2 separate regions of the Homo sapiens genome follow, and region 2 is linked to region 1. A link is a contact called in ENCODE Hi-C or POLR2A ChIA-PET data. All regions are on one chromosome and are shown on one strand. The core of a region is the stretch at or near the end of the contact, and the rest is flanking DNA. Distances in the headings are between cores, read along the strand shown.

Region 1 (4,970 bases), core at 1,802-4,301:
TCTGGTCTTCATGTCTCCAGAAGTAAGCACCTCCCATCATGTTGAGAGGCAGCTCCCCGGGGAATGGGACTCTCCCAGGGTACTCAGGCGAGAAGCAGTGAACAGGTTTGGAGCATGGACTCCTTGGATTCCAGGTGGCCAGTCTTATAGGAACAAGGTTTAGGAGCTTAGCAGGTAGGTCTGAGGGAGGTGGCCTGGAGCTGCCACCAAGTAAGTCCTCTTCTCCCCTGCTCAGGCCTGCTCCCATTTTTTCCTTCAGCAGAATGACAGAGACCCCCTTCCCCCATCCTTCCTTGTCTCAGAAACAGAGGCAGCCTTTGTTTCAAGGGGAACCAAGAAAACAGGGAGCTCTCCGGACCACACTGTGACCTGCTCTGCAGGTAACCCTGGTCCTTCCTGCTGGCCCAGCCAAACCCAGCTCAGCTACTGTAGAGACATCCAATACCCCAGCATGGGGAGGGAGGAGAGGGAGGGAGCCAGCGGGGTTAAGTAGTGCCCCTGCCCACCTTCTCCCTCCGCATCTTAGTCTACCCTGTCTCTCCCCCTGAGCAATGTTATAATTAAATCTGATAAGCATCCGTTCTATCTGATAAAAAAGGTCCCAATGTCATGGTTGGTTTGAGCCAACTGGGGTGGGGGATGGGACCCTAGGCTGGGAGCCAGGAGGCTGCCTCTGCTCCCCACGCCATTCTTCACGCCCTGCATGACCTTGAGCAAATGCTTGACCTCTTGGGGCCTCAGTTTCTCTCTAGGAAAGGAGGATGTTGGCTTGAGCCATGGGTTCTAGTCTTGTTCCTGGTGGCACACGCCTGTGGTCCCAGCTACTCAGGAGGCTGAGATGGAAGGATCGCCTGAGTCCAGAAGTTCAAGGCTGCAGTGAGCTGTGATGACACCACTGCACTCCAGCCTGGGCAACAGAGCGAGACTCCTTTCCAAATAAATAAATAAACAAATAAATAAAATCATTCTTTTAATAATTTTTTTTTAAAGTAAAGAGGCTGGGTGCTGTGGCTCATGACTGTAATCCCAGCACTTTGGGGGGCTGAGATGGGCAGACCACTTGAGATTGGGAGTCTGAAACCAGCCTGGCCAACATGGTAAAACCCCGTCTCTGCTAAAAATACAAAAATTAGCCAGGTGTGGTGGCGTGCGCCTGTGTCCCAGCCACTTGGGAAGCCGAGATGGAAGAATCGCTTGAATCCTGCAGGTGGAGGTTGCAGTGAGCTGAGATCCCACCACTGCACCCTAGCCTGGGTGATAGAGTGAGACTCTGTCTCAAAAAAAAAAAAAAAAAGAAAAGAAAAAAGAAAACCAGGAGGAAAAGAACTAGAGGGCAATAACTCCCCCACTCCCCATCTCCCACCCCCTATTCCTCAGGGCCCTTCCCCTCTGAAAGTCTCTGAATTGCTCAAATGGATGGCTCCCCAGTGCCCTCTCTGGGTTCCCTGCCAGTGCTCCCTCTCCTTCCTCCCTGTGTGGCTGCAAAGCCCAGGGAGCACAGGAATGCAGGGGAGGTTCTTATTGCTTCCGATATTCAGGGGACTGGCCAAGACTGGAGTGATCTCTGTAAAAACCTGCCCCTAGTCTGTGTGGCCAATTTTTGGAATAAACCTGGGATGCCAACGTTTGTGGGAGAAGAGGCCTCCTAAGTCCTTTCCACCTTATTAGTGGAAAAATTTGGACTTTTTGGTCAGAGTTGGGTTCAGATCTCAGCTCTGTCCCTTCTGATGGTGTGAACTTGGATGAGTCACTTGGTCTCACTGAGGTGTTGAGAGGGTTATGAGTTATCCCAGGCAGATCACTAAACCTGGTGCACAGCAAATGCTCAATGAAAGGAAGGCCATATCTTGGCACCAGGGTTGCCCCAACTCCCTGTTTCTGACAAAGAGACAAGGCTGGCCGGGCACAGTCACTCACACCTGTAATCCCAGCACTTGGGGAGGCCGAGGTGGGCAGATTGCTTGAGCCCAGGAGTTTGAGACCAGCCTGGGCAACATGGCGAAACCCCGTCTCTACTGAAAATATGAAAAATTAGTCAGACATGGTGGTGTATGCCTGTAGTCTCAGCTACTTAGAGGCTGAAGCATGAGAATCGCTTGAGCCTGTGAGGCAGAGTTTACAGTGAGCCAAGATCACACCACTGCACTCCAGCCTGGACAAGAGAGTGAGACCCTGTCTCCAAAAGAAAAAAAAAAAAAAAGACAAGGCTCAGGGATGGCAGGATGCCTCGTTGTGCTGTCTTGGATGGCAATGACTTGTTCCATTCAGGCGGGCGGATGTCTCTAAGTGGGGCCGGGATCCCACTCTGCTTTCTAGCCTTTTTCTCTTCTTCATTTTCTTGAAAAGTTGTTCTGGAAACTACAAAACTGGGCCACAGGCCTCCATGCCTGCTCTCCTGGGACTACCGACTTGTTTCATCTCTGAGTCTTGCTTCTCCCAAAGGAAACTAGAAACCCTGGGCTCTGATCAGGGAATGCAGGGGTGGGGGAAGGGGGCAACCTGCTTCACATTGATCTCACCCCAGAACCGGGTGGCTGGCTGACGCCGCTGATCAGAATTCATGTGGTCGGAGGATTTGTAGGTCAGCATGAGATCTTTTAATACACCAGAGAATAATCTCCCTAAAGCTCTAGCCTCCTGGCGGGTGCTCCACACACAATTCTGAGACAGCACCCAGGGAATGGGTTGGGATTGACTCCGACCAGAACTTGAGAGGCTGGCACGGCTCTGTTCCCAGGCCCCACCCTGGAGCCACAGGGCAGGGAGCTCACTACATTGGAGACATTTTATGGCACCACCCGTACCCCTCACCCGGAGCCGATCCAGAGACCTGTAGTTTGGGATTGAGCAGGTTAAATTCCCTGGTGGCTTCTGGGAAAATGCTTGATCAGACTCTGTGCACTGCTGTCTTTACTGAGCTCTCTCAAAGTTCATCACCCCCAAGACACTCCTTTTTTTTTTTCTACGCCTGAAACATCAACATACTCTTCTCTGCTTTGCCTGGAATCCTTGCCAGGGGATTTTCCAGTTAGCAGAAAAACTGCATCCAGTTTCCGACCTATTCACTGAGGGGGTAGGTGACTGGGAGGCGAGGGTTATTGCCCTCTAGTGCTTTTCCTCTTGCTTTTCTTTCTTTCTTTCTTTTCTTTTTTTTTTTTTTTTGAGATAGAGTCTCACTCTGTCACCCAAGCTGGAATGCAGTGGCATGATCTTGGCTCACTGCAACCTCCGCCTCCTGGGTTCAAGCGATTCTCCTGCCTCAGTCTCCTGAGTGGCTGGGACCACAGGCATGAGCCACCATACCTGGCTAATTTTTGTATTTTTAGTAGAGATGAGGTTTTGCCATGTTGGTCTCAAACTCCTGGACTCAAGTGATCCACCTGCCTTGGTCTCCCAAAATGCTAGGATTGTAGGTGTGAGCCACTGCGCCTGTCCCTTTTCCTCTTGGTTTTCTTTACTTTGAAAAAATTCATTAAGATAATTATTTTCTTTCTTTATTTGTTTATTTATTTATTTGAAACAGAGTCTTGCTCTGTCCCCCAGGCTGGAGTACAGTGGCATGATCACAGCTCACTGAACTCCTGGGCTCAAGTGATCCTCCCACTTTAGCCTCCCAAGTAGCTGGGACCACAGGCATACACCACTATGCCTGTATAATTTATTTTTACTTTTTGTAGAGACAGGGTCTCACTGTGTTGCCCAGGCTGGTCTTGAACTCCTGGGCCCAAGTGATCCTCCCACCTCGACCTCTTAAAGTGTTATAGGCATGAACCGCTGTGCTCGGCCTCCTTTTGGTTTTCAGTTGTATTCATCCATCCACCCATCCATCCATCCATCCATCCAGCCATCCATCCTCCATCCATCCATTTGTCCACCACCCATAATTTTCATCCATCCATCCATCCTCCATCCATTCATTCATCTGAAGACTGTTTATTGAATTCCTCTTCTGTGCCAGACACTGCATTCTGGAGACACAACTCTGTGCACTGGATACATGATCCTGCCCTCGGGGGATAATAGTATAGCAGGGGTAACAGACAATTTAACAAGCACTATAGTACTTGGTGCTAGGCTTAACGTGTGCTTATCAGTGTGCTCATCTGTTGCATGGGATGGTTCCAGTACTTACTTCATGGGATTATTGTGTTTCCATGGGATAATACGGTAAAGGGCTGGCTCAGGTCTTGTCGTGTAGCAAATGCTCAATAAATGTTAGCCATGTTGATGATGATGGTTGTGAGGATGGTGATATAGATGATGATGATTAAGATCATTTTGTTTTGTTTTGTTTTTTGAGATGGAGTCTCCCTCTGTTGCCCAGGCTGGAGTACAGTGGCGTGATCTTGGCTCACTGCAACCTCTACCTCCTGGGTTCAAGCGATCTCCTGCCTCAGCCTCCCAAGTAGCTAGGACTACAGGCATGCACCACCACACCCAGCTAATTTTTGTATTTTTAGTAGAAACAGGGTTTCACCATGTTGGCCAGGCTAGTCTTGAACTCCTGACCTCAAGTGATCCACCTTCCTCGGCCTCCCAATGTGCTGGGTTTACAGGCACGAGTCACCACATCCGGCCAATTAAGATCATTTAACACAGTGTCCGGCATTAACTAGTTAACCAGATGTATCCATGGGTTGTTCTGGGAAGTTGGCTTGTCCTTGGCAGCCACAGACAGTAGAGGGGATGGTGACATAGGGCAGACCCCAAGCCAGCTTCTCAGGGTGGGGAGGGCTATGAGCAAATCACCTCCACACAGGTGCTGTGGATGCTAGCCATGCCTTCTGGGCTGGGTCTAAGGGGTTCTTCAGGGAAGCCTGGGCCACCACAGCTGCCTATCTGGTTTGCCCAGTTAGGAGCTGGTTGAGAAGCATCTGAGGGCAAAATGACCCATGAATGACAAGCTGTGAACTGCCTTTGCAGGGGCTGGGGCAGGCTATCTGGGAAGTTCCTGGGAGCTCAGAGGAGGT
Region 2 (4,970 bases), core at 654-3,153, 42 kb after region 1:
CTCCCAGGTTCAAGCGATGCTCCTGCTTCAGCCTCTTGAGTAGCTGGGATTACAGGCATGTGCCACCATGCCCAGCTCCTTTTTTGTATTTTTAGTAGAGACAGGGTTTTACCATGTTGGTCAGACTGGTCTCAAACTCCTGACCTCAAGTGATCCACCTGTCTTGGCCTCCCAAAGTGCTGGGATTACAGGCGTGAACCACTGTGACCAGCCTAGCAGAATATTTTTTGAGATCCAGTCAGGAAGTGGAACCTGAGTTCCCGGGGCTGATTCTCCAGCCGGCGTGCTTTGCTTGAAGGGTCCATGTCTGCAGATGGCTCCAAGCTGGCCCTGTGCTGACTATGCGGATGCAGGGAATTGGAATGTCTCTTTGGCACCATGCACAGAGCTTGGTCATTGCTGCATTTCGCACCAACTAAGGCAACTCTGGCCTTGCTGTCTCATTTTTGGATCCTCCCCCTTCCTGTCCTTGACCCTCTTCCCTGGAATCTTGACTTTAAAAGAGGAAGGGGCTGGGTGCAGGCTTTTGGGTGCTCAGCACTGGGCCAAGCTGATGGCTTCCTGTAGCACTTCAGTGAGGGCAGGTACTGCATGGTCAGATGCTGCTAGAGGGGCTGCCTCCTAAGCCTTGCCTTCACCATCCAGGCAGGCAGTGCCTTCCTGGAGGGCAGTGACGGGGAGCTCTGGGACCCTTCAGCTCTAGCCTGGGACACCACCCCTTCTTGTAGGCCGGTGCTGCTGTTCATTTAGCAGGAGGCAGTCATTTATTCATTCAACAAACATTTATTGAGCACTTACTGTGTTCCAGGCTCTCAGTGAAGCACTTTCTGAGAATTATTATCTCATTTAATCATTAGAACAGCCCTGTGCATGGTGATTCTTATAGTTGTCATTGTATGGAAGAGGAAACCAGGGATCGGAGCAGTGGATGGCATCTGTGTCACAGCTGGCCTCAGCTGGGATCGAGCACAGAGCTCAGTCTCCTAAAAATCCCTACCCAGGGCATGATGGTGACATGGCAAAAAGGGGAACCTGGGGGGCACACTGGCAGGACCAGAGATTGCTTCAGAGCAGAAATGACCTGGAGTAGAGTGGTCCCATTTTTCACTGGGCAAGCAGTGGTGTCTCTGCCTGCAGGATGTCGGGGGGTGCTTGAAGCTCATTACACCCAGTGTGGCTTCCATGCCAAGGCAGAAGGAATACTAGGGGGAGTTTAGGACCAGGCTGTGGGCGGCATCCGCATTGTCTGGTTCCTCGTAAGTCGCACCACAGGGTTGGTCAGCAGCAGTTCAGCTCTTGTTAAAGCTGATAGGGAAAGAGGACGGGTGTTTGGGAACAGTTCTCTTGGGGGATCCTGGTCCCGGATTTGACTTCAACTCAGGACAACAGGACTCAGGGCAAATCCTTTTAATGATTGAAGCCATCCCTCCCTGCTCTCCCTCCCCCAACACCTCCAGCCCAGTCTTCCCTGTCCCCTTCCCACAGCCCCAGTCCGCATCTTCTCAGATTGTGAAGTTAATTGCAAGGGAGTGGGATGGACCCATTGGCCTGATCCTGATGGATCTTTCCAGTCACAGCTGAAAGACCTTGGGTCTAATCATGGATCCACCTTTGATCAGATTCTTGGCTTTGAACAAATCTCTCTCCCTCTCTGAGCCTCAGTTTCCTCCTCTGTAAAACAGGGTCAGGTACCTGCCATTCGTGGGTTGGCTCTGCCCCTGGAGGAACTGGTGGGAGGATTAGGGGAGGCACCAGGCATCCCCTGGCCTGGAGCAGTGCTCAGAGCCAACTCCCGCCAGAGGTGCCCCAGAACAGCTGGAACTGCACTCACACCCTTATCTGGGGAGGACAGCACATCACTGAGGGGTGTGGTTTGAATCATAAGTGCTGGCTGCTCTGAATTCAGCCAGAGCTATCCTGGGCTGTGTGGCTGAGGGCCCCCGGGGGTCCTGGGGCTCCATGCTGGGCTTGCATTTCAGGAGACCTCAGATGCTGCTGGCCTGCTTGCCCTGCCGTTGTTGGGTGGGTTGAGCTGTTTTTAGCTCTAAGCTTTGCAAAGGCTGTTTCTTTCCTGCCCAGAGCTCCCTCGTGGGACAGAGTGAACAGGCCCCTCCCTGCCAGACAGAGATTGGGCCTGAAGAAAGAGCTTGGAGCCAGATGGGACCCTGTGGGCTTTGAAAGGGAGGCCTGGTTTGCTCTCTGTGGCCTGCCAACCTGGGACACCGGTGCCCAGCCTTGCTCCTTCCCTGGGAAACTGAATAGACGCCAGGGTCTCACACCTGCCCCGTGGGAAAGGCTGGGGTATGTGCCTGCCTGGTGACGGTGGCAGCCGCGGAGGCTCGCGGATCCTGTCCCCTTTGCCGGCCACATGCTTCTGACTCATCAGAGGAAGAATGTGGTCTTTTTGGGAGAGAGTTTTTAAAAATAGTCCAAGTCCTCCTCTGGCCCTGTCCCACTCCTCCCCTTCTGACCATTTCCTGGCATCAGCCCCAGACCTCTTTCCACTCTGGTTTTGGGGAACTGCCCCTTTGCAACTTGGCTGTGAATCTGTTTGTGAACCTTACTGGGGAGGAGCTGTCCTGGGTGCAGGCTGGTTTCAGAAGGGAGGGGCCCAGCTGTGGCCGCCTCCTCCCCAGGGGCCCGACTTGGGACGAGGGATTTCTGCATTCCTTTGGCAACTGTGCCTTGGGTCGCCTGTGTGTCAGGCCTGTGCCATGGGTGCAGATAAGAGCGGTGAACAGTGGTCACAGTCCTGCCTTCATGGAGTCCACATTCTCATAGGAGGAAACTGATAAATAACTAAAATTTGTAGTTGCCAGAGGTGTTAAATCCTGTGAGGATGGGGACACTGGGTCAGGGCATGTGTGTGGGCTGTCAGGAGAAGGCCTCTGATACAGCGACCTTGGAGCAGAGCCCTGAAGGTGAGGGCAGCAGTGTGTGGGTATCTGGGGGAACAGCATTTCAGGCAGTGGGAACAGCAAGTGCAAAGGCCCTGAGGCAGAAACATGCTTGGGGCATTCAGGGAGCTGGAAGGTGGTGGTGACTAGAGTGAGCTGTGTGGAGAGAGGTAGGACATGAAGTCGGGGGGGTTGTGGGGGCTCTGACACGTGGGGCCTCAGAGATCAAGATGAGGGCTTGGGTCTTCCTTAAATGAGGTGAGAAAACATTCCAGGCTCTGAGCGGAGGATGAACTTGGCCGCTGTGCTGAGAACAACATGTCAGGGCAGGGGTAGAGGTGAGAGCAGAGGGACTGGTCAGGAGGCGTTTTGAATAGCCCAGGTGAGAGATGATGGTGGTTTGGGCCATGGTGGTACTGTGGAGGGGGTGAGATGCGCTCGGATTCTGGGCGTATGTTGAAGGTAGAGCCAGCAGGTTTGCTGAAGGGTGGGCCCTGGGTGTGAGACAGAGGTGTCAAGGATGACTCCAAGGTTTTGGCCTTAGCAGCTGGTGGGATGGTGCTAGCAAGCGGGATGGGAAGACTGGGAGGAGCAGGGTTCTTTGTTCTGGCAGCATGGTGATCAGGAGGTGGGTATGGGCACGTTAAGGCTGAGATGCCCGATCAATCACTGAGTGAAGACACAGAGCAGGCAGAGGGGCAGAGCCTGGAGTTCAAGGGCAGGACAGGCTGGAGGCATCACTATGGCCATGGCTTAGGACCCACGAAGTGAGCCAGGTGACCCAGGTGGCCCAGGGAGGAGCCGCGGTGTAGCCTGAACCTGGGAACTGCCAACCTGGAGGGAGGAAGGAGGAGCGGAGGAAGGGGAGCTGGAGCGAGACGTGAAAGAAGGGAGCAGCTGGCAGGTCAGGCAGAATGGGGACCGAGATGCTCCTCTCTCCCCATCCTGGTCCATCAGAACCGGTGTAGTGGAGGCCGCAGGTGACCTCGTGAGCTGGCTGGCAAAGCGGTGGGCACACACTTGGTTGGGAATAGGTAGCTCAGCACAGAATAGGAGACAGGGACAGGAGACGGAGCATGGGCACTCCTCGGGGAAGTCTTGTAAAGGGGAGCAGAGAAATGGGGTAGTGGGTGGAGAGGGTATGGGATCAGATGAGCAGTAATGCAGCGTATTTATTCATTTATTTATTATGACTTTTTTGAGATGGAGTCTTGTTCTGTCACCCCAGCTGGAGTGCAGTAGTGCGATCTTGGCTCACTGCAACCTCTGCCTCCTGGGTTCAAGTGATTCTCCTGCCTCAGCCTCCCGAGTAACTGGGATTACAGGTGCCCGTCACCACTCCCGGCTAATTTTTGTATTTTTAGTAGAGATAGGGTTTCACCACCTTGACCAGGCTGGTCTTGGACCTCTGAGCTCAAGTGATCCACCAGCCTTGGCCTCCCAAAGTGCTGGGATTATAGGCATGAACCACCATGTCTGGCCACATATTTCTATTTGCTGGGAAGGATCCAGTAGAGAGGAGCTGCGTCTCTTGGTGGCCTCGGCTTCTACCCTAGAAAGACGTCCTTGTACCATGCAAAAGACTCCTCCCTTCCCTCCTTACCCCATCTCATTTCTGGCATCAGCTCAGAGGCCAGTTTGGGGGGGCTCCTCCAGTTGCCCATCTGCAGACCTGTGGACCAGTGATGGGATGGGCAGGGGACCCCTGCAGGTAATTCCGCTCAGAAAGGCAGGGGCCATGGATGGGCAGCAATTCTGAGATCCAGCTGTGCGCAACCATCTCCCTGACCCAGCCCGAATTCTTTGCTTGCGGGGGTCAGTCCACCCGATGTGGGAGGGTGCGGCCTGGGAGAGACCACCAGGGCACCGGCAGAGGAGAACGCCTTGTACTGGGTCCATTTTGGGAGCCCGGGACGCCCTCCTCAGCCCCCTGCTCCATGGGGCCTTGTGGGAATATCAGGGTAGAAAACTCTGCAGGCATGGAGAGTTTAGCTGTGGGTTAGCTCCCACCTGTGACCGATGGAGAGCGTGGTGCGGGCCCCTTCCTGCTGTCCCTCTGTTGTGCTTTAGGTG

The links. A loop is a pair of places that touch in the nucleus more often than their neighbours do. ChIA-PET counts read pairs that join two places held with the same protein, here RNA polymerase II (POLR2A). Pooled maps may share reads with other maps.
Region 2: a loop to region 1 is called in a map of vagina, with 7 times the contacts of the local background. The contact joins two enhancer-like sites. A Hi-C loop is called at or near these places in 12 of 168 maps with a recorded cell type or tissue (HCT116, PC-9, aorta and 9 more), 1 of 37 single-sample maps with no recorded cell type and 13 of 50 pooled maps. POLR2A ChIA-PET finds 5 or more read pairs at or near these places in 12 of 52 experiments (A549, AG04449, B cell and 7 more).

The regions. Positions count from the first base shown.
Region 1 is chr1:17,524,725-17,529,694 of GRCh38, forward strand. It overlaps a transcript of ARHGEF10L not described here. Among named protein-coding and RNA genes, the nearest start is that of ARHGEF10L, 12 kb to the right of the region's middle. Within about 2 kb of position 3,052, at least 8 of the 41 ENCODE cell types and tissues checked have a DNase peak (open chromatin) inside an H3K27ac peak, as active enhancers do; they include prostate gland and transverse colon, where a contact is called at or near this core.
Region 2 is chr1:17,567,455-17,572,424 of GRCh38, forward strand. All of the region lies in intron 1 of ARHGEF10L (Rho guanine nucleotide exchange factor 10 like), which reads left to right. Among named protein-coding and RNA genes, the nearest start is that of ARHGEF10L, 30 kb to the left of the region's middle. RefSeq lists enhancers at 1,002-1,518, 1,740-2,034, 2,035-2,551, 3,068-3,584. Within about 2 kb of position 1,904, at least 28 of the 41 ENCODE cell types and tissues checked have a DNase peak (open chromatin) inside an H3K27ac peak, as active enhancers do; they include prostate gland and transverse colon, where a contact is called at or near this core.